3 separate regions of the Homo sapiens genome follow, and all the other regions are linked to region 3. A link is a loop called in an ENCODE intact Hi-C map of the cell type or tissue named here. Cell type or tissue: PC-9. All regions are shown on one strand. Region 1 has its middle 39 kb from the start of LINC01118. Region 2 has its middle 11 kb from the start of LINC01118. Region 3 holds the start of LOC107985880 (a long non-coding RNA gene).

Evidence for each region. A loop is a pair of places that touch in the nucleus more often than their neighbours do. Peaks named below come from ENCODE experiments on the same cell type or tissue, not always from the same donor. Only the 100,000 strongest peaks of a DNase experiment are listed, where the experiment ranks them.
Region 1: a loop joins it to region 3, with 2.7 times the contacts of the local background. A loop is called at or near these places in 5 of 110 quality-filtered maps.
Region 2: a loop joins it to region 3, with 8 times the contacts of the local background. A loop is called at or near these places in 36 of 110 quality-filtered maps.

The regions. Positions count from the first base shown.
Region 1 is chr2:46,773,190-46,781,189 of GRCh38, reverse strand. No RefSeq gene overlaps it. Among named protein-coding and RNA genes, the nearest start is that of LINC01118, 39 kb to the left of the region's middle. In PC-9, CTCF peaks have their summits at 4,077 and 4,277 (motif pointing right); DNase peaks (open chromatin) are centred at 1,559 and 4,279.
Region 2 is chr2:46,801,196-46,809,195 of GRCh38, reverse strand. No RefSeq gene overlaps it. Among named protein-coding and RNA genes, the nearest start is that of LINC01118, 11 kb to the left of the region's middle. RefSeq lists an enhancer at 5,712-6,006 and a silencer at 5,712-6,006. In PC-9, no CTCF peak of the experiment used is centred here; a DNase peak (open chromatin) is centred at 4,775; H3K27ac peaks cover 456 bases.
Region 3 is chr2:46,852,295-46,860,294 of GRCh38, reverse strand. LINC01119 (long intergenic non-protein coding RNA 1119) reads right to left here. Exons shown (of 3, transcript NR_024452.1): 2 at 4,305-4,372; 3 at 1,289-2,209. LOC107985880 (a long non-coding RNA gene) reads left to right here and starts at 6,769. Exons shown (of 2, transcript XR_001739449.2): 1 at 6,769-6,901. In PC-9, no CTCF peak of the experiment used is centred here; DNase peaks (open chromatin) are centred at 1,364, 4,294, 4,584, 4,934 and 1 weaker place; H3K27ac peaks cover 5,239 bases.

The sequences.
Region 1 (8,000 bases), 79 kb after region 3:
CGTTGCCATCCCTAGAATCAATGGAAAAAAACAGGACTTGGAAAGCCCAGCCGGCTGCAGTGGGGGCTCGAGAGGACAGATGGGTAGAAGAGAGCTGCATCTATAGGCGCTGGCTTTCTGCCCCTCGTGGGGCCAGCCCAGCCTACTCCTGGAATAGCTCTGAGTCCGCCAGCAGAGGGCTGTCACCCTTGGGGCCTGCCGCAGGAGTGAAGCCACATTGACAGGCTCTGTGCACTCCCCCGACCCATGCTACTCATAGCTGGGGCGCTGTGAGCACATTAGCCAGCATCGCAGAGGCGGGCATATAACCCTCGCCTTGCTCACTGCACAGGGTGATTTTATCAGGACAAAATGGAAGAGCTATGTAAGTGGCTGGGTGCTGAAAAATGTAATGATGGCACTTGCTGAAATGCCATTTAACCTGGAGAACATATTTTATTAGCTGCAAAAGTGTAGTCTCCTCTAAGGAGTAAGGACAATGGAAATTCCAGGGCAAAAATGTAAAACAATAAATACTGGGCCAACAGCAAGCCAGTAAACGGCATTTCCCATTCCACTCCTTAAAAAGACTTGGCTGAGCCGCTGGGTGAACGTGGCCTCCCTGGCATTGGTCCTGGGGCCCACTGGCACAGTTCCCTTTGCTGACAGAGGCAGGTTCCCAGCCCTGATTCCTTCCCCACCACCCCCAAGGATGTCCACTGTCCCCAACCTCCCTCTTCCTCTCACACCTTCCATGCTAGGCGCCTGCCAGAAATGCCATCTGCCGACCTCAAAGTCTCACCTCATCCCTCCTCAAGCCGCACCCTGAGTGTCTCCCACTCCTCCAAAACTCAGCCCTGAGACCCGGTCCCAGGGGGTCCCTCTGGCTCAGATGTGCAAAACCTTAGGACGGGATTGCTGTCTTCCTCGGTGTGCCCCCAGAAGCAGACCCTGAGACAAGGATTCGGGTGCAAGTCGTTTATTCGGGAGCTGATTCCTGGAATCACGGAGAGGTGGTGAGGAAGACAGCCAGGGAAGGAGGAGAGCTGCTGAGGGCCACGCGAATGAGCTCTGGCCAGGGAGCCACCAAGAGTCAGTGTAGGATGCACCTCGGAATCATGCCACTAAGGGCATGGAGGCTGGAGTGGTAAGGAAGCTGGGGTATTTCCACTCAATCTGGGCTCTTATTGTTAGAGAGGTGCCTCTGGAAGGCATCGAACCCCTGAAACTTTCAGTCTAAGCTGTCCATGTGCAGATGATGTCAGAGAAAGCCCTCAGGGAGAGAGTCACAGGTCCTTGGTGAAGGAAGTCATCTGCCTGTACAGGAACTGTCCTCCAGTAGACCAACGGAAAGTGTGCTGGACATAAACAACACCACACTGACCAAGGCCCCAGAGGAGCTCTGGAGCTGGCAGCCAGGCGCTCAGTGCTCGCACAGGTGAAGGCCTGCAGGATTCAGAGTCGAAGATCTGAGTGGGAATCCTGGCTCTGTTCCAGAGCAAATCTTGAGCAACTTCCTTTCCCTCTAAGCCTCACCTTCTTTGTTGAAATGGGAAACTCATACTTTCTCCACAGGATTGCTGTGAGCCCTGAAGCCAAGATACCAGGTACTATTAGAAACTGGCTTTCAACCTTTCAGATAATGTCTTTTTGAAGTTACAAGTTGAATGCTTCCCATTCTTGCCAAGAATTACTCATATTTCTGACTAACATTACTAATGCCAAAGCAATAATGCTGGGAGTGGGGAGTCTGAAGTTGAGAATTAGTCTTGGAAGTCATATTTTACATAAGCATTATTCCACGTTATCCTGCAAAGAACTGGCCACCAGAGAGCCTGGTACTAAAGTGCGTAGCAGCATGATACGTCAGTTCAGGTAGTGCCCACAGTTATCAGTAAATTAGCTGATTCTGTCTCACCTTACTGTTCTGAACATATGATTTTTGCCCATCTCAAAATGGGCAAAATTACATTGCGATTAGTGGGGAAAATGACTGATTTTGCCATTATAAAATTCTTTTGGCAACAAAGATTTCTCTTTAGAGGAAAATGGCTATATTTAGAATAAATAAGCCAACAGGTTGAAAATACAATTTGCTAATAATTGATAGGCAGTATACTATTGAATGGAGAAAAGTAATTAAAAATATACATACATATATACATACACAGAAACATATATACAGAGAGAGCACGTGTGTGTGTGTGTGTGTGTGTGTGTGTGTGTGTATTCAGCCCTGGCTGGGAAAATGTTACAGGTTGGGTTCTCCAGAAACAGATAATGAAGCAGAATTTCGGGTGCAAAATTTTATTAGGGCTCAACACCTGTGAAGGAAGGAGGGAGCGAGTAGAATGGGAAAGAAGTTGAATGGCAACAAGGTCTTGGCCAGTCTAGCAGGAACTCTGGAGTGGATATTGTCCTGCAGAGCAAATGAGATGGCTGTGCTTTCACACCCCTGCCTCTCTGTGACAGGATGCAAGCTGCCACCAGAAGAGCATGACCTAGTGCAAGGCAGCTCTTTGAGCAAGGCAGCTCTTTGCAGGGAGGCGGCCCTTTGCAACAAGGCAGGCCCTGAAAGAGCCGATAGCTGGGGGCTGGCTGCTGACCAAGCTTTCAGTGGATGGGCAGCAAGTCCTTTAGAGGAAGGGGATCTAGGCTGTGCATCCCTGCGTCTATAAAGGCATTAACTCTTGGTCATTTTATTTCAACAGCTTCTTTTGGCTGACCATAACTCATCCTGGAGTTTCCCTCCCACCTCCCTCTGCTGCCCCCCACCATTTCTCTTGGTTTACTTTCGATCCTCCTTGCTAAACCAAAAGCAAATAAGGTAGGAGAGTGAAAAAGAAAAGAACTATTCCAGTCTGTTCTTTCACCTCTCAGCTCTGGATATGGCTGTCTGCAAATATTCACAGCACCAGTGACCTCCATTCCCTCAAGCTAAGCTCCATCTTCCTGCCTCTGTGCCCTCATCCAAACTAATATTCTCCTGGAATAACCCTTCTACTCTGCTTCTATTTCTATTTATCCTTCAAGGCCTTTTTAAGTCTCACCTCTGTGAAAAACGAAAATCTCTTCATGGGCCCTATTCTCATTGTTTATAACCTACATTCGAGCATTTTAGGCAATATTTAACTACACATTTTCTTAAATCCCAGTCTGGAGTGTAGTGGTGCAATCTCAGCTCACCGCCACCTCTGCCTCCTGGGTTCATGAGATTCTCCTGCCTCAGCCTCCCCAGTAGCTGGGATTACAGGTGCGTGCCACCACACCCAGCTAATTATTGTATTTTTAGTAGAGACAGAGTTTCACCATGCTGGCCAGGCTGGTCTCAAACTCCTGACCTCAGGTGATCTGCCCACCTCGGCCTCCCAAAGTGTTGAGATTACAGGTATGAGTCACCGCGTCCAGCCGCAAAAATTAATAATTGAGGAGTAGGATGTGCACCTTTTGTATTCCCTTTAGTACCTGGATAGTATGGGTGCCTGATATGTACTTATGAATTTTTACATTGAATCAAAAGAAATTGCTTTTAGAAGGAACGCTCAAAATGTAAAGTGATTACATTCCAACCATATGCAACACTTCTAATTGCTGCGGTTTCCACTTGAATGATCATGAAATGATCTGGAGAAGCAACATGTGGAAATTTAAATCCATTCATTTATCAACAGCAAAACAGCTATTTCCAACTTTTTTTTTTTTTTTTTTTTTTTTGAGATAGAGTCTTGCTCTGTTGGCCAGGCTAGAGGGCAGTGGTACAATCTCAGCTCACTGCAAACTCCGTCTCCCAGGCTCAAGCAATTCTCCTGCCACAGCCTCCTGAGTAGCTGGGATTCCAGGCGTATGCCACCATGCCCAGCTAATTTTTTTTTTCTTAATTTTTAGTAGAGACGGGGTTTCACCATGTTGGCTAGGCTGGTCTCGAACTCCTGACCTCAGGTAATCTGCCCGCCTCGGCCTCCCAAAGTGTTGGAATTACAAGTGTGAGCCACCACGCCCGGCCTATTTCCAGCTTTTTAACAAGGACTGAATCAGGGCTTCTAGACTCATGCTGCAAAGGTAGAAGGATTTAATGGATCAAAATGAGAATTCATGGCTCTTGAATTGTTAACCTCTGATATCTCTTACTTCATTCAAAGCGTCAGCAGCTCCTGAAATCTAATTTTAGGTTCTACAAGGTGCATCAAATAAAGAAAGTGTAATAAGCATATTTAAGACAATTTAAACTCATTTAAAACTGATGGCTCCCTAGACCAGTGATTCATCAGATGTAGCCTGGGGACTCCAGGGGGCGCTAAGATCTTTTCAGGAGGACTGTGAGGTCGAAACTATTTTACAATAATATGAAGACATCATTTGTTTTTCTTACTTTCATCCTTTCTCAAGAATATGGTAGAGCTTCCAGAGGCTACATGACATAGGATACTTTGTTCTGGCAACAAGTGCTTTTTGTATTCTTGTGTTTTTTAGAATTTTCTAAGGTGGTAGATTTAGAATATATATATGTGCATTTTCGGAGATTAACTCAGTTTGTTCTTAATACTTTCACTGCAGTATCTATCTTTCATTATACCTGCTATAATTTCTGTGACCTCATTATTGTCCAATGTATTGTTGCTTTGAAATCCCGAATTTCCCTTGCATCTATTTGAAAACTCAACAACAAATAATATACTGTGTTGTTTTGCAATATTTTAAATTTTTTTCAAAACTTCATAAGTTTTAAAAAATTCATCTAAAACTGTTATTGCTTTAGAGTTCAATATTCTAAAATAAAGAGAAAAGTTATTTATACAATATTTTTCTTATCATTAAGGATAGATCACTGGCTTAAAAACAAAAGATGAGAAGGCTTGCTTTCTCAATTCCCACATGTAGCATCTACATATAAGATGCTGACATACCTGAACCTGAAATATCAGAGTTCCCTGACTCATGGAAGGGCGGATCAACTTCAAAAAAAAAAAAAACTGGATGAAGAAATGAAAACACAATGAAAGATATCTTCCCCTCCCTTTGTGGATGCTAATAATTCCCCTTATTGTGTCTTATGCAACAAAACAATTTCAGATTGTCATTTTGAGACTGATAAGAGTATAAAGGAAAAATATTTTTAATGTACACAATATGAGCTTTTTAAAAGCTAAATATTTCTTCATGTTTTCAAACTAGAAATGAAAAAGACACCAAAGCATCCTACAGGGTGAGTTATCATATTGCATTGGCTGGAAAAGTACATATACTAGCTGAATGACAAAGCCTTACACAGTTGACGTTGCTCAATGCCTGCTGAAGGACAAGTTAGTAAAAGAAACCAGTGCCACTTCCCCAAAACATGGTACCTTGTCAAATTTCGGATTTCACTATAAACATGAAGACTAATATACCATCTGCAGAATTGCACTTGTACTTTCAAAATGGACACATCTACAGATATGACTGTATTTGTTATTTTTCTTATTTTTGTTCTTATCAGCCCCACTTAATGATTGAAGATATTACATAAATGCTTGGCAACAAACACATGTGCTGAAATAGTCAAAGTGTTGAATAACTTTTTGAATCTTATGATTTATCCTGATACAACTGTGTTGAAATGTGCATGGATGGTGCAAAAGCAATTGTCAGCAAAAGTCATGCCTTAGCATCAATGAAATCAGTATACTAGGAGTTAACTGTTACTGCTATGGCCTGGCAAAAGCAAAAGCAAGCCAGCTTCACTCAAGAATATCCTGGGGCCAGGCATGATGGTTCATGCCTGTAAACCCAGCACTTTGGGAGGCCAAGGCTGGAGGACTGCTTGAGGCCGGGAGTTTCAGACCAACGTGGGTAACATGGCGAGACTCTGTCTCTGCAAAAAATTTCAAAAATTAACCAGGCTTGGTGGCGCACACCTGTAGCCCCGGTTACTCAGGAAACTGAGGCTGATCATGCCACTGCACTCCAACCACTCTGTGTCAAGAAAAACAATAGACAGTATTTGTTGCTAATGATAAAATCTGAGTTTTCAACCAAAAATTGGAATTTGGGGGAAATTTGTATCCAATATTATGAGTTTCCCAGTACTTAAGGATGAGATCAGTGGTGCTATTAATAAATAGGACTTAAAAAAATATTGTATACTGAAATGACTGAAAATTTGGGAGAACTGTGTGACTCAGTGAACCAGTATTTTCTAAATGACCAATGCAATGCATGATGCTACAAAATCCACTCAGAGAACAAGATAGACCAGTGCATTTTAATGTAATACATTTTCACAGTTCAGTGATAGGGTTTCAGATTCTACTTTGCAACTGGCCTTTAAGAAACTATGATTTGTCAAGTTTTGCTCTAATATCACTGAAGAATACCCACAATTATTTGAAAAGGCTATCAAAATACGCCTCTCATTTTCCAACTACATATATATGTGAAGCCACATTTTCTTCATATTCTTTAACCAAAGCAATGTATTGGAACAAATTGAATGCAGAGGCAGATAAGAATATCCAGCTGTCTTCTATTGAGTCAGATGTGTGTGTGTGTGTTTGTGTGTGTGTGTGTGTGTGTGACAGTGTCTCTGTTGACCAGGCTGGAGTGCAATGGTGCAATCATGGCTCACTGCAGCCTCAACCTCCCAGGCTCAAGCAATCCTCCCACTTCAGCCTCCTAAGTAGCAGCTGGGACTACAGCCTCATGCTACCATGCCCAGCTAATTTTTTAATTTTTTGTAGAGACTGGGTCTTGCCATGTTGCCCAGGCTGGTCTCCAACTTCTGGGCTCAAGTGATCCTCCCATTTCAGCTTCCCAAAGTGCTGGGATTACAGGCATAGGCCACTGTGCCCAGCCTAAGCCAGATATTAAAGGGATGTGCAAAGATTAAAACAATGCTGTTTTTCTCATTTGTTTTACAAAATGGTTATTTTCCAAAAACATGTTATTTGTGTTAATGTATGTTGGGCTTATTGTTATTTATAACCAAATATATATTTCTAATTTGTGTTTTAATTTTTAATATGATAAATATTGGTAGGTAAATCCACAAATAAAAGTGTTTTGGGGTCATCGATAATTTTATGGCATGTAATGGGGTCTTGAAACCAAAGAGTTTGAGAAGCACTGTTCTAAACTGATGGGAACCTAGGGTATGTTGAGAAGTGGGCTCAAGTGACTTGAGGTGTGTATCAGTTAGAGGAAAGAAGTGAGTCCTCCTAATTCCAGAAAGAGACAAGAGAAAAAAGGCACAGGCCAAAGACCACGTAACTGCCACACCTGAATGTGTTTCTTGTTACAAATGGTGGGGACTAGAGCAGAGCTTTCAAGGGTTGGGCCAAGTTCTTTCTTGGAGGAGTCATTTACTGGACATAGAGGTGGCAAGCATGAGATATCCTTTTCCTGAGATGTGAGGTTCAGAAATTCCAGATGGATGATATTTTTTTAGCCACTTAATATATTTAACCAAAAAATTCAAATTAAGTATATTTTGGGCCATTAGATTTTATCCTTTCACTTGATAGCAGAATAAAATTACCACAGAATCAAAGACTATATAAAGTTTTTAAACCTAAAAGAACTAGTCACCCAAAGAGCCAGAGAATCAGAGATAAAGAGATTAAGATTATTTACTTCTTTCCTCAAAATTTTTCTGATTTGATTGTGTAACTCACATGACATTGGTTTTCTTTCTTGTTGTTGTTTTGAGATGGAGTCTCAGTCTGTCACCCAGGCTGGAGTGCAGTGGTGTGGTCTCGGCTCTCTGCAACCTCTGCCTCCCGGGTTCAAGGGATTGTCCTACCCCAGTCTCCCAAGTAGCTGGGATGACGGGCACACGCCACTATGCCTGGCTACTTTTTGTATTTTTAGTAGAGACGGGGTTTCACAAGGCTGGTCTTGAACTCCTGACCTCAGGTGATCTGCCCACCTAGGCCTCCCAAAGTGCTGGGATTACAGACGTGAACCACCACAACTGGCCTTTTTTTTTTTTTGAGTCGGAGTCTCACTTTGTCACCCGGGCTGGAGTGCAGTGGCGCGATCTTGGC
Region 2 (8,000 bases), 51 kb after region 3:
GATTACAGGCTTGAGCCACCACACCTAGCTACTTCTTTACTTTTATATCTCATTCAAGAACTCTTGTTCTGAGAGCACAAAGGTATGTGCTTCTCTCTCTTTTTTTAAAAGGTTTGTAGTTTTACGTTTCACATTTAGCTCTTTATTCCAAATTAAAGAGATTTTAGTATGTGGTGTGAAATAGAGATTCAATTTTTTTCCCCCTATAGCTCTTTTTTTCCCTCCCCGGAATAATTTCTTAAAAAGTCTTTTCCCCACTCCCCTGTAATCTGCAGTCAGTCATATTGATCAAGTATCCATATATGTGTGGGTCTGCTCATGGCTCTCTCTTCTGTTTTATTGATCTATTTCTCTATGCCTGTGCTAATGTCACACTTTCTTAATTACTATGCCTTTATAATAAGTCATGATATCTGGCAGGGCAATTCCATCACCTTCTTTTTCTTATAATTATTGCATTTTCATATGAGTTTTATAATAAGCTTACCAAATTCTACATGCAAAAATGTGTTGGGATTTTGATTGTGATGCATTGAATCTACATATAAATTTGGAGAAAATGGCATATTTACAATATAGACTCATTCATCCATAAATATAGTAAGTCTCTGCATTTATTAATGCATTCTTTAATGTCTCCCAATAAAATTTAATATTTTATACAAAATTAGCATACATTTTGTTAGACTTATTCATAAATACTTCATTTGTGTTGCAAGTATAAATGATCACTTTAAAATTTTTTATTTTCTCAATGTTTACTGTTCACATATTGAAATAAACTCAAGTTTATTTGCATGTTAACTTTATACCCAGCAATTGTGCTAAACTCTTTTACTTGGTCTAATAACTTGGATTTTCTATTTACACAATAATGTTGTCTCTACATATTTAACATTTTGTCTCTTTTTCCCCAAACTTAAGCCTTAACTTGCTTGCTTGCTTGCTTTCTCACTCTCTCTTTCTTTCTCCCTCCCTCCCTCCCCCCTTCCTTCTTTCCTTCCTTCCTTCCCTCCTCCCTTCTTCTTTTCTCCTCCTCCTTCTTCTCCCAATAATATTGTCTATACATATTTAAAGTTTTTTCTCTTTTTTTCCCAAACTTAAGACTTAATTTTTTTCTTTCTTTCCTCCTCCTCCTCTTTCTTCTTCTTTTGAGGCAGTCATTCTATTGCTCAGGCTGGAGTGCAGTGGCACAATTGTGGCTCAGTGCAGCCTTGATCGCCCAGGCTCAAATGATCCTCCCACCTCAGCCTCCCGAGTAGCTGATACAACAGGTGTGTGACACCACACCTGCCTACTTTTTTTTTTTTCAGACAGAGCCTCTATGCGTTGCCCAGGCTGATCTCAAACTCCTAGGCTCAAGTGATCCTCCTGCCTTAACCTCCCAAAGTGCTGGGATTATAAGCATGAGCCACTGTACCCAGCCTTCTCTTTCTTTCTCTCTTTCTTTTCCTTCCTTCCTTCCTTCCCTCCCTCCCTCCCTCTCTTCTTTCTTTCTTTCTTTCTTTCTTTCTTTCTTTCTTTCTTTCTTTCTTTCTTCTTTTTCTTTCTTTCTTCCTTTTTTTGAGACGGAGTCTCACTCTGTTGCTCAGGCTGGAGTGCAGTGACATGGTCTTTGCTCACTGAAACCTCCGTCTCCTGGATTCAAGTGATTCTTCTGCCTCAGCCCACTTAGTAGTTGGGATTACAGGTGCGTGCCACCACAGCTGGCTAATTTTTGTATTTTTAGTAGTGATAGGGTCTCATCATGTTGGCCAGGCTGGTCTTGAACTCCTGACCTCAGGTGATCCACCCACCTTGGCCTCCCAAAGTGCTGGGATTACAGGTGTGAGCCACCATGACTGGTCCTTTTCTTTCTTTATTGAAATGGGTAGGATTTCTCGTACAATATTAATAGAAGTAGTGATAGTAACCATGCATTTTTTTCTCCACCTCAAAGTCTCGTTCGACGAGATGATCTCTTTCCAATGCAAAGATCTTGATTTTCCTCACAATCATCTTCTTTCTGGCTCAAGCAACTACCCACAGCCTTCTAGAGTGAGACTAAGAATCATAATTTATATCCAGACTTTACATTCTTGAGACAAGGTCTGGCACTACTGCCCAGGCTGGAGTGCACTGGCACAATCTAAGCTCACTGCAACCTCCACCTCCTCGGCTCAAGGCTTCCACCCACCTCAGCCTCCCGAGTAGTAACTACAGGCGCAGACCACCATGCCTGGCTAATTTTTGTATTTTTCATAGAGACAGGGTTTCACCATGTTGTCCAGGTTGGTCTTGAACTCATGAGTTCAAGCGATCTTCCCATCTCAGCCTCCCAAAGTGCTGGGATTATGGGCATGAACCACCCAGCTATATCCAGACTGTTGATAGTTGCATATCTCTAGCCTGAATGTAGAAGATCCTGGAGTCTGATCTCTTCTCCAATATTTTGTATTTGTTGAGTCATTTCCTCTCAAAACTCCCAAGCCATTTCTGCTTCATAGTTTGAATCATAACTAATAGTCAAAAAAAAAATTGTGATGGTTGAGAGGTTGGCTGTGCCCATATCCCTTTTTGAAGCTCTCTCTGCCCTTCTTCAGGGTGAGAGAGATGGACTGTGCCTTTGTTCCCACATCCTAGCACTGGCTGAAAGAAGCGACATGTGCTATGCTACGCCATTGTCTCTGGGGTGTCTAAGTTGCATCCAGATGTAAGAACACCAGATACAGCACAACTAGACTCACCAAGATCAGGCCCTTTCACCAGGGAAGTGCCTAATGTTCTGGCCTACTTTTATTGAGGGTTGATAGAACAAACAGCTATTGGAAGAAGGTTTGCCAAATAAATATTTGAGATGGTGTTCATCGTGTTGTTCGATGTTCCCTACATAAGGATTCATATAATATATTGTGTTGGAATTAAGTGTCAGTATAGTTAGTCTCTCCTGTTGAACTAACATATGTCTGCAATGGGATTAATACTTTCTGGAATTGTCTTTAGATACATTTTCATGTCCTGTAAACCTTGTTGTTCTGGAGTTTCTTGTACATTGGGGTAATGTCTGAGTCTCAGACAGAAAGCTAGATGTCGAGAGAGTCAAGGTTTACTAAATTCCTTTGACCCTCTTTTAGCACATCAAGAGGTAGGCCTGACTGACTACATTTTAGAAGATGATGAAGGAAAGTTTATCTCTCTATCCTCATAGACTATGGGAAGGGGAAGGGGGATAGGGAGAGAACAGGTAGATCAGGCACCAGAGCTCTTCTCTGCCACTACCATTATTACCTTCCCCACCTTCCCCACCAGTGTGTCAGGGCACAACCTAGAAAGTTGGGAGCTTTTAAACACATGCTTTTAAAGCATGTCTGAAGGCCGCAGGGAGCGTCTGGGCTGGAGGCACCCTTCTCCAGGTACGCTGGGTCCAGGAGAAGCACCCACATGAAGGCCTGGAGGTAGCGCAGGAAGTAGGAGGTAGGGGAGCCTGAGACAGCACCTGAGCAGGTGTTGAGAGTGCCAGCAGAAAGGCAGAGGCCTGGTGACAGGACTGAGTGACCACTAGGAAAGCTGGCAGGGACCATGGGCTCCAGCGACAGCTCCTGGCACAGCGCCCCAGAAAGCAAGATGGGGCCATCCCATCATAGCAGTCATGAGCTCAAGGAGCAGGCTGTGAAGATCCAGGCAATGCCACGGGAACCCAGGGGCCTCCCTCCTGGGCTGTGCAAGACTCTGATAGGAATCACCTGCCACACGGGGATTCAGCAGCCAGAGAGAGCAGTCTCCAAAAGGCTGACATTTACGTGAGTGAGCCAAGTTATCTATGAAAGACAATTTTGATTACTAAATCAAGCTTGAAATTTACCAAATTGGATACAATTTAGGATTTTACCCGCCTGCTTCCCAGTGAAACTGATAAGAAGACATTCATTATAAAGAAAATTTTAGCCAGGTGTAGTGGCATGTAAGCTACTCGGGAGGCAGAGGCAGGCAGATCACTTGAGCCCAGGAGTTTTAGTCCAACCTGGGCAACACATCAAGAACCCATCGCTAAAAAAAAAAAAAAAGAAAGAAAATTGTAAAAGTTACACTTTTTCCCCACAATTGCATTGTAGTGTGAGTAAATGTTTCCCCACTGCACATCCTTTTTATGAAACTAAGATTTATCTCATTGTGGCCTCTTTTCAGCTGCAGAGCTGACTCGCATGTTACATTCAGTGACAACAAATGTTCTTGCACAAGTGTGGAAGGGGCACAAGAGTTGGAGTTTGGCTGGCCTGGGTTTGTGGCCTGGGCTGGATTGTGACTTTTGTAGACTCCAGGCACTTTTATAGTTGTGGACTCCCTCCTCCATTAAAAAATTAAATATATGTTACTATTGTGTTGGCATAAAGACGAATCTATTAATATCATATATTAAAACATTTTTTCAACCTCAATGTTCTCTTCTCTTCTTCTGATTTTAAAAGAAATTTTAAAACATTTTAGTGGGCCCCTAAGAGTATCCTGGGCCCTGCGCCTATTGGAGAAGTCAGCCCTGCTTGCACCTTTGCCTGCCCTGGACATGCCTCTTTGCTTGTCTTCCTCATCTGTAAAATGGGGTTGCTGGACTAAATGATGGAGTGCATTCAAGGACACGGCACCTGGGGTAAATAAATGTGGGTTTCCTTTCTTCATCTCCATGGACTTGATTTTCTATTTCTATTTTCGTGATCTTGCGGCATATGTGGTTTTCATTGTGAGTCACCTTCAAAATTCTCTTTGGAAGTAGGTGGGGTATAAATTATAAATAAAAATTCCTTTTTACTTCCTCAGCACTTAGCACAATGCCGAGCTTTATATTCCCAATCCTTGTTTGTTGACTGTGCCGGTAAATGGCTCTCTCCCGGCCAACCTCCGCCCACCACCCTGTCCCACCCCGGCCTGACTGCTCTTGGAGGAGGCATCCTTTCTGTCTTTCTTTGGCCTCTTCTCTCTCCCTCAGAATTCTTCTTTCCTTAGTGGCCTGTGCTCAGCTGGCTGTCAGAGTGAGGAAGGTGCCCACTAAATGTCACACGGTGAGCTGGGTAATATTGCCACAGCCCCACGAGGCAGGGTGTGTGCCCTGCTCCACCCCGGAGGATGCTGTGGCTCAGCGAGGAATTGGCTCCACACGTGGTGGGACTGGGATTTGAACCCAGGCCTGTCTGGCCAGGCAGTGGCATGGTGTGTTAAGCCTCCATGGTTTGCAGTTTCCAGCAATCTGAGGGGATTTCTTGGCACTGTTCAAATCAAACCCTACTGGAAAACGTGGAGGTCCCTCGAGGTGTGTGTTCAGCTTTGTCACCGTCCCTCAGGCCCCACCATTCACCCAGCTGGAAGTTTGTGCTGAAACTCTCTTCCTAAATATTAGAGGGGAGCAGTGCCACAAGCAAGCGGGGAGGAACCGGGAGCCACACAGCTCATGCTGGAGATTCAGTGGTATGTCCATCAAGAGGGTGGCTACCAAACACATTTCCTTTATTGGCCGGACTTTAGAGTGCTCAGCTCCAGGACTTTAAAACGGCACCAGAGTGTTCAATGAGCTTGTATATGTGAGGCACTTACAACAGCGCCTGGCATACGTGTTGGCTGGAGCCGAACCGAATGCACCGAATCATTCAGCGCACATTGAGCACCTACTGGGCTGCGTGCTGGGAAGATACACATGAATAAAACATCTTCCCACTTATTCAAGAGAAGGCAAAATAAAAATTGCCCCGCGATGGGATAGAATCTGCAATTAAAAAGAAGAGCATGTGCAAGTTTATTTATGTCCTATTACACAAGCTCCTCCATTCTCCACCCCCACCCCCACCCTCTCAATCTGTCGCATTCAGGGATCTGGGGCTCTGAGCATTTGCTTGAATTAAACAGATTCAATGGCATGTCAGGGTTGGGAGGAGAAATGGAGAAGGTGGAAGAATGAGATGGAGCGATTAGTTAAAAAGAGAGATGTTGGTAGTCAATGCACAGATGCCTCCTCCTGGAGAGGAGAGGAGGTCAGACAGACCTGGAATGTTCCCTTGGGAACAATCATATTATTAATAACTGTGATAACGATGCGTGCTACTGAGTGCTCCCAGTGCCAGGCGCTGCTCTAAGCCTTCACACAGATGAGCGTATTTAATTCTCCCAATCCCCTAAGGAGGCAGCTTCTATCATAAACCCCATATTAGAGCCCAGAGGCTCAGCAGGGGGCAGTGACTTGACCAAGGGCACCACCGCCAAGAGGCAGCCTCCTGCCTGGAGGCTGCACTTGTCCTGTGGCCTTCACACAGGTGCCTGTGACATTGTGAGACAGGTGAGGTCAGGGTGCGGTATACAATACCACTGCAGACTAGTTGGAGTTTAGAGCAGAAAGCAGGAGGTCGGACTGGTGGAGTTTGAATCCTGGCCCACCATGACCAACTCTGTGACCTCGGCCAATGTCTTTCTATGTCTCTGTTTTCTTATAAGTGAAATGAAGATTGAGGATGGTGATGACGACACCACCTCCTGGAGTGGTTGTAAGGCTTTAACACAACTGTGCACACATAGGGTTTAGCAGGGCCTGCCCAGACGAGCAGGATACATGGCAGGCATCCCTGAGCTCATGATTTGTCCCTAGGAGAGCTCGCCCTGCCATCATCCAGGCAGATGAGCTCAGGCTTCCAGGCTTCTGCACTCACAGATGAGGGGGCGAGCTCAGGACAGGCAGTGGGAACCACAGGGGGAGAAATGCTAATGAGAAGTGACCCCACCCATGGAGCCTGTCCCCAAACTGATGAGCATGTTGGGAAATGTGCCCAAGTGTGGCAGGAAATGCCTGTGGAAATGCCTTGGACAGGGGCAGCCGATGACTGGCCACGGGGACACTGGAGGACATCGCCTGGCCTCTGCCTCCAAGCAGGGCACCGTCTGGCTGGGGACAGAAGCCTCTTCACACGAACCAATGAGTGGCCCAGGCGGGGTCTTCCCAAGGGTCACCTGCAGCGTGTGGTTCTGGCCATCGGAAAGAAGAGTGACCAGTGAGCCGTGGGCTGGGAGCCTGTATGGGCAGAAGGCCAAGGGGCTGTAGGAGGTGGCATGTGTGTGGGATGCTGTGACTCAGCCACTCACCCCAAGGACTAGCTTCAGGTCTGCTTGCCCCACCTTCACTTTTGACCAGGCATTTCTGATTTTCTCTCCTTTTCCTCTTTTTGATGAGGGACAGCTCTGTTGTCATAAGTGAGGCACAGCCAAGGCCAAGGTCTTCCTTTCCAGAGCTGTTCTGGGCTGGGCCGACTCTGCTATTTGAATGTACAGGGCTCATTCTACAGTATGCCAATAAATGTGCCCATGAAAAAGAAGACCTTTAGAGATGTGCTCATGCAGATGATTCTATCCCACCTGTCACAGAGGGAGGCACAGCAACCATCTGCTAGATTCTCTATTCCCACCCCACCCCTTACATTTTTAACCACATATTTTCACAGTTTGCCTTACTTATTTAAATCTGTTATTTAGAAAGACACATGTATTGCTAAGTAAAGAAACGGCAGCTTTTGCCCATTGAAGCCCGTTCTTCCCATATTCTGTAGCTGGCTGGGGTCCGCTGAGAGACCCTTATATGTGCAAGCCTGGGTGTCCTTTAACCAGGCTGGATTTAGGACTGAATCCACTCCGGATTATCGAGTGCTCTGTACTAGAAGGGGAGGAGAGCTGACACTTAATGTGACTTATCTTTCAGAGTAACAGTGAGACCCCAATCTCTTGGTCTCTACTGTAGTGGATGTGGATCCCTCCTTTAACCCGGAGACAATACTGTATGTCCAAATGCTATGCTCTTGAAGTCATGCTGCATGGCCAGACCATTGAGTCAGTTATTTGGCACCTACTGTATGCCACACATTGTGTGCCAGGCACTGGCAATGCCTTGGGACGAGATGAAGTCCCCACCCTCATGGAACTGACACTTTTGTGGGGAGAGAAGAGCTAGAAAGCCCAACACGGACAAATTGTGTTAAGTGCCCTGAAAGGAACAA
Region 3 (8,000 bases):
GGCTCAGGGCCTTAAACAACAGAAATGGATTCCTTTCAGTTCCGCCTTCTCCCTGTGTCCTCACACAGTCTCTCCTCTCTGTGTGTGTGACCCTGGTGTCTCTTAGTATGTCTGGATTACCTCTTCTTCCAATGACACCAGTCAGATTGGATGAGGGCCTCAATTTTTAACTTATTCATTTCTGTCTAAGCTCCATTTTCAAACACAGTCACATTGTGAAGTACTGGGGGTTATGGCTTCCACATATGGGTTTTGGGGGAACAATTCAGCCCCATAACATCACCTCCCTCCTTCCTCCTTCTGGGGTCACTGAGGACCGGCTGTGTCCTATGACAGAAGGTCACAGCTTTGTCAGGCAGCATCCCAGCTCCCTTGCCCCTACCACTTTCTCTCTTTCCCCACCTGCCCCCAGCCAGGTGGAATTAACGGTGCTGAGCTTTCCCACCTCTGAGGACTGCACTGCGTCTGGTTTCCCCCAAGCCCACCCATACCTTTGTAAAATGGTCCCTCCGTAACTCTGCTCACTCATCCACTCTGAGTGGTGCTGTTTCCTGCTGGCCCTGCCTGACACCCAGGTATGTTAGCCGTCCAGGCTGCTCTGAGGATTTCCATGAGGTGGGGCTGGGGGCCACCCCCAGTTCAGCTCTCCCTCGCCAGGAGATTCTGCCCTGGTCACTTACTAAAGGCATGAAGGTCAAGAGGGGCATGACTTTATGTGATAATAGAGCAAATGACTAAAACACAACGTCCCGCACCTCCAAGACTCTGGCGTGAGGAATCCTCCATGAATGCTCCTTCACAGACACTTGCTCGATGCCTGGATGTCCTACTGGGCAGCTCCTGCCTCCTCCAGCTGCCAGCCCCCAGTCTCTCAAATTCCTGCTACTTCTTTTAATTCAGTAGCCATCCCCCTTCTTCACATTTTAGCCCATCAGGGCCATTCCCTGGGGGCTTCACATTTCACACCAAAGAGGCCTCCTAGTACTGGGCCAAACAGATGCTCTCTGTGGGAGACTCTGCACCGTCTTGTAAACCAGCGATTCTCCTCCTTCCGCATTATGGCCTCTTTTTACCTCATATAATCCCATGACCCTCTTTCTATGTATTGTGTAGTCTATGACATTTGGAAGAGGTAGCCTGCCTCTGTTTATCTGTCCAGGCACCCTGTTGTTGGATATCTATGGCGTTTATACTTTGTTAAACACATTTTTAGATCCAATTCCTCCTTTCTTCATTTCCCAGTTCTCAGGCATTGTGTATGGTTAAAATTAGGAGATGCTCAAAGTATGATTTCACAAATCACATGGTTTATTGCCCTACAGAGATGATATTTTTCCTAGGTTCACAATGCTTAAGGAGGGGGAGAACAACATGAACAAATCTCACAGGGAATGCGCTGGGTAGACAGGGTGTATTAGTCACGGGGTGAGTGAGTTCCAAAGTTACTAAAGTCTACTTGCTCAATTAGGATGGAAGCAGGCCTCTGTGGAGAGCGAAGCCTCATTAAAATGTGGTGTGTCTCTTTTATAAGAGCAGCTCTTGGGAGAGAAGCTGTCCAATGCAACGGAGATTCACAGAGACATATATGGTCCCTCAAGGCTAGAGGGTGGCACTGGTGTTTGTGGGCGATGCTTCCAAGTTCAAAGGCTAGCAGGGTGGGGCCCTGTCGAAGAGAGGCTGACAGAGTGTAGCTTGCCACAGCCCAAGCTCTCAAAGTGTCTGTCGAACCCTTAGGTTTTTACATAGTTTGAAGTTCAGTGGTTGAGGTCAGTAGCTCACTCGTAGGATCTGATAAGGTGTGATGTCACATTCTTGAGAGGGGGAAGGACTACAGTCCAAGTTCTTGTCATAGCAAAACATGTTACTCAAGCTATGGCCATGTTTGGAATCATTTCCAAGTTCCATAATGTCAGGAATGCTGCAGTGGTCTGTGTATGTGGTTTCAGTCACCTTCCACATAGAAAGCTTTGACTTCCCCTGAGTTATTTTGAGCAGATGGTTATAGGTGGTTCTTGCTCAGGACCGTCGTTCAGACGGACTCACGCAGACTAGAGATGCTCTCTTAAGACCTTGGAGCTCATCCGAAAGGGAACACCTCATGGATCTGCTGAATGTGAAGTCCATGCCGAAGGAACCACGACAGGAGGAGCTGTGTCACCAAACATTCTGATAGCTGCTCCTTGCTTTTCAGGCATTTCTGTGTAACATCCTACAACTCATGTAACAAGACAGTGAGCAATGAAAACCCTTGTTGTGTTGAGCCTGACAAAGGCGGAATTCCCCAAAGTCTGGCACAAACACCAGTCACGTGGTATCCTCCCCTAAAAAGGTGTTGAGTGGTCAAGGAAGTTTGGAAAACACTTTACCCACCATTAATGCATTTAGTGAAGTCTCAGAATCATGTATAAACATATTCTTTTTTTTTTTTTTTTTTTTTGAGACAGAGTCTCACTCTGTCACCCAGGCTGGAGTACAATGGTGCGATCTCAGCTTACTGCAACCTCTACCTCCGGTTCAACCAATTCTCCCACCTCAGTCTCCTGAGTAGCTGGGATTACAGGCATGCGCCACCACACTCAGCTAATTTTTGTTTTTGAGACAGAGTCTCGTTCTGTTGCTCAGGCTGGAGTACAGTGGTGCAATCTTGGCTCACTGCAACATCTGCCTCTTGGATTCAAGCGATTCTTCTGTCTCAGCCTCCTGAGTAGCTGGGATTACAGGCATGCACTACTACACCCAGCTAATTTTTGTATTTTTAGAAGAGGCAGGGTTTCACTACGTTTCCCAGGCTGGTCTTGAACTCCTGACCTCATGTGATTCACCTGCTTCAGCCTCCCAAAGTGCTGGGATTATAGGTGTGAGCCACTGTACCCGGCCAATTTTTGTGTTTTTAAAGGAGACGGGGTTTTGCCATGTTGGCTAAGCTGGTCTCGAACTCCTGGCCTCAAGTGATCTGCCTGTTTTGGCCTCCCAAAGTTAAATATATTCACTTTTAAAATCCAATATTTCCCAAACTTATTAGTTTTAATGTATATAAAACACCAATTAACATCTCACAAAGCTCAAGAGCCATGGAATAGACTTTAAGAAACATTGCCCTAAGATCCTAGAAATCTTTGATCACGATTATCAAAGATGGTCCTTGCTTTATAATAATCCTTTGAAAATTGTTGACATAGATATGAGAGTTAACTAGAGTGTTGGATTAATGAGGCCACCCTCATCCTGCAAATCTCTGCGGCTAGTGCTTTTACAATTCTGTTTTTCTGTTTTATAGTGGAAGAAGTGGAGGCTCAGGGAGATGAAACCCCCTTCCTTCAGACATAAAGTCAGTATGTGACAGTGTGGACAGATATGGCCCAGTTACCAGCCCCCTTTCGGCAGCTCTTGGAGGGGAGGCTAAGTTCTCACACAAAGGTGAGGAGGGCAGAACGTGCCTGTGGAGGTCAGCAGGTAATGGGACAGGTAGTGCCAGGCATCAAGCGGCCACACACAGAAGTCAGGCCCAGGCTCCAGGAGTCTGGGGGTGAGGCTGAGGCCGCGGGGATGAATTGTGTCCAGGATGCTTTCAGCCTCCTTCTCTCACCTCCCCTTGGGGCCCAGGACCTGTTCTCTGCACCTCCACCCAGTCTCCAGTAGATCCCCCCGAGGTATGGGCTGACACGAGGGTTTTCTTGCCAGGGGGATTTGCATTCCACAGGAGATGCATGAAGACCTTTGTACATTGGTAAACCAGAGAATGTTGGGTGTGACTAAAGTCTGAAAGTAGGAACCTGCTGGGCATTTGGGGCAGGGAGGGGGGCAGCCTGGTGGGGCAGGGTCCATGTGCATTGGGGAGAGAGGAAAGTTGAAGGAAGATTGGGTATAACCTTAAGTGCCAGCATGAAGCCCTTGACTTTATCCTGTTGCCAGCGGAGCCATGGATGGCATAGGCTGGACTGCCCTGACAGTGGATCACTGGTACGATCCTGCTGGAGTCCTTGGGCCTCTAGGCAGGGCATGGTGTGGGAGAGTTGGGTTGGTGTCAGAGAACTCTGGGCTTCCTGTAGATGAATCCAAGGGCCTTCTCCTTGGAGGGGCCCACTCGCTCCCAAAGCCTAGCCCACCTTCCCCAAGCTGCCCCCTTGTCAGCTCTATGTAGACACCAGGCTTCCATGCAGGGATTTGCTTTTTGCCAATAACAGAAAAGGGAGAAAAAAATTTCAAGCTCCCTGGAGAGGGATAACTGGTTGTATCTGAAACTCAAGGGATTGGCTAATAGTCCTCTAAGGAGCAGGGTGACATCAACACCTTGAATTACTCACCTGGTATAAAATGGCCCCAGTCCCTTCAGCCCAGCAGCTGCTCATCATTGGCTGTACATTGGAATCATCTGAGGAATTAAAAAAATATATATATATACATATATATAGATGCCTGGGCCCCATCTCCAGAGATCCTGATTGATTGGTCTGGGGTGCGGCTGGGATTGGGGTTTTAATCTGTGCAAAGGGCTGAGGACCACGGCCTCACAGACTTCTGCAGCGTGGTAGTTGGACATGCCACTGAGGTTGGTCACAGCTCTTTCAAATCAAGGTACTTCCTGGAGACCTCAGGGGCTGATTCTTGCTATACGAAGTGATTGTATTATTACAGTTCCTGAAATGCCCTGAGGTCCTGGGAGGAGAGTTCTGGATTCTCACCAGAACATTCTGAGACCTGACCTGAAAGGGCCCTGTCCTCAGCCTCCTGCCCCCTCCTCTTCATCATGACTATTCTTTCCTGCCCTGACGTGGGATTCTCACTCCATTCTGCCTCCCCAACCATTTATTTTGGACAATCATTAAAGATAAATGTTTAAAAAATCATCTAAGAAAACATGTGTATCCCACTGGAAATTTCAAGGCAATGAGTCATCACACTCCTGGTCCCCCTCAAATTCCCGTCTCTTATGTAAGGCTGAGTCATTTTTTTGTGAGGTCCGTGCATTGCAGAAAAAAATTGGAAGGCTCTCAAGATAAGTGTGTGTGTGTGTGTGTGTGTGTGTGTGTGTGTGTGTGTGTGTGTGTGTGAGTGAGAGACAGAGAGAGAGAGAGGGATTGATTCACATTATTTGCAGCTTTAGGGGACTGATGGTACCCCTGAGTTAACATCAGAGATTCCTCATCCCCTATACTCATTCTTTTTCTCTCTACTTCAATTTCCATCCGGTGATGTTTTTGCTCCAGAGTGCAAATGTGAGCCTTTGTCATCCTGCTGTCCCGGCTCAGGACCACTGTCTGTTGTGGGGCCTGAGGACAGGCCAGCCCATGGAGAGGGTGCTCCACTCCCCAGCATGCACATCCTGAGCAGGCCCCAGAGCCCGAGAGGTGGATGACCTATGTCTGGGGTCTAGCTTCCAGGTCTGGGTTCTGGTTATTTCTGATTTTTCTCAGAAAAATACAGAGGTTGTAGAGCAGGGTTCAGGAGAATAAAGAATCGCAGGTATTTCAAGGGAGCAAACTGAGGGAGCCCATTCCCTAGAGGAATGAGGTTGCTTTTTGGGAGTTTGACCATAAAATTGACACATAGAAATCAAAGCAGACAAAGGCCAAGCCATGCTAAAAAGAGACAGAATGGGGCCCAGGCCAGTGAGACCTGCGTATCTAAAGGAAAAGATGCCAGTCAGAAGGGGTCAGGTCTGCAGCAGAGAAGTAGAAAAGAGCCAGTCCTAGGCACACGGCCACACCCATCCCACACTGCCTGGGGAAAGGGATTCCAGTGTCCCCACTGGCAATGGCATGTCTCTGTTGGGGAGGTGCATGCCTCCCACTTTTGTAGCCTGAGATTTTCAATCATTTGCACTCAGTAAGGAAAGGCTCTGGTTCTGAGCCCAGAAGCCCAGGCCTGGCTCCTTAAGCATTGTGCCTACAGGAAAGGGAGGGACTGCATGTAGGGACGAGAGAGCAGCCAGCTGCTCACCACTTTTCCTGTGAATGAACAAAGCCACTGTATTAGTCCGTTTTCACACTGCTGATAAAGAAATACCCAAGAATGGGTATTCACAAAGGAAATTCACAAAGGAAAGAGGTTTAATGGACTTACAGTTCCACGTAGCTGGGGAAGCCTCACAATCATGGTGGAAGGCAAGGAGGAGCAAGTCACATCTTATGTGGATTGCAGCAGGCAAAGAGAGCTTGTGCAGGGAAACTCCCATTTTAAAAACCATCAGATCTTGTGAGATTCATTCACTATCATGAGAACAGGGCAGGAAAGAACGGCCCCCATAATTCAATCACCTCCTACCAGGTTCCTCCCGCAACACACGGGAATTGTGGAAGTTACAATTAAAGATGAGATTTGGGTGGGGACACAGCCAAACCGTATCATCCTTCTGGTTTGATACAGTGTGAGCTAATGTTGCATGAATTCCTCCCTTCATCACCGTGAGACCACCTCTCACGGATGAAATATAATCAGGAGAGAACCTAGAGGGGGTGAGGCCATCAGGTGAATACCATTCCTTGGGATCCACCGGCCTCCCCAGAGGGGTCCTTGGCTTTGTCAGAAGCCTCACCCCTTTCTTTTAACTTCCTGAGCTGTGCTGTCCAATATGGTGGCCACTGGCCCCATGTGGTTGTCGAGCACTTGAAATGTGGTCAGTCTAAACTGGCATGTGGTGTACATGTGAAATACATATAAAATTCTGAAGACTTGATGTGAAAAAAAATGAAGAATATCTCATTAATAATTCTCTGTACTGATTGCACATTGAAATAATATTGTGGATATATTGGGTCAAATAAACAATATTATTAAAATTAATCTCACCTGCTTCTTTTTACCTTTGATCCTACCCCAAGGCCTGCCAGAATGAAAATAAAGAACAAAGACAACAAAGAAAACAGCCGACAGGAACAGGATCTTGGGAGCCAAATATCAGGTGGGTGAGTGGTCACTGCCCCCAACATTGTACTGGGCGAATAGTGCCCCTCTAAAACTCTTGTCCACCTGGAACTTCAGCATGTGACTTTATTTGGAAATAGGGTCTTTGCAGATGTAATTAGATAAGATTTTACTGGGTTTGGCTGGTTATAAATCCAATGACCGTTCTCTAAGTCCATGTAAAGACACAGACACACACGCGGGAGGAGGAAGGCCATGTGGTGATGAAGGCAGAGGTGGGAATGATGCAGCTACAAGCCAAGGAAAGCCAGGGATTGCCAGCACCAACCCAAGCTGGGAGGAGGCACGGAGGGGTGCTTCCCGTAAACCAAAAAGTGCCTGAGTCAGGTATCAATCAATGCAGAGGTTTATTTTGCCAAGGTTAAGGACACATGCCTAGGAGACAGGTCGGTGCCTTTCTCCAAGGATGATTCTGAGGGCCTCAATATTTAAAGGAGAAAAGCAGGCTCAAGGGAAAAGAGGTCACATAACTGAATCCATGTGTTGCAAGAGAAAAGGAGTAGGTAGGGGAATGGTCAATTATGTATTCCTCTCAAGCTCACCATTAGATAAGGTGAACACAGAGTAGCTACTGTGGAGATATTTTACTTTTTATCTGTAGCTATCTGCTCAGGAAAAAAAAAAAGAAGGCAGCTTCTTCTATGACTCAGCTTTCAGCTTAATATGTTTTTCTTTTAGCAGGGTGAATTGGGGTCCCAAGTTTTTCTTTTCTTTGGCAGAGTGAATTGGGGTCCCAAGTTTGTTCATTCTTTCTTGCTTGCTTGCTTACTTGCTTTCTTGCTTTTTTTTTTTTTTTTTTCAGGGTCTCACTCTGTCACCCTGGCTAGAGTGCAGTGGTGCAATCTCAACTCACTGCAGTGTCAACCTTCTGGGCTCGAGTGATCCTCCCACCTCAGCCTCCTGAGTAACTGGGACCACAGGTGCATACTACCACACCTGGCTAATTTTTGTATTTTTCGTAGAGACGGGGTTTTGCTATGTTCCCCAGGCTGGTCGTGAACTCCTGAACTCAAGCAATCCCCCTGCCTTGGCCTCCCAGAGTGTTGGGATTACAGGCGTGAGACACCATGCCCGGC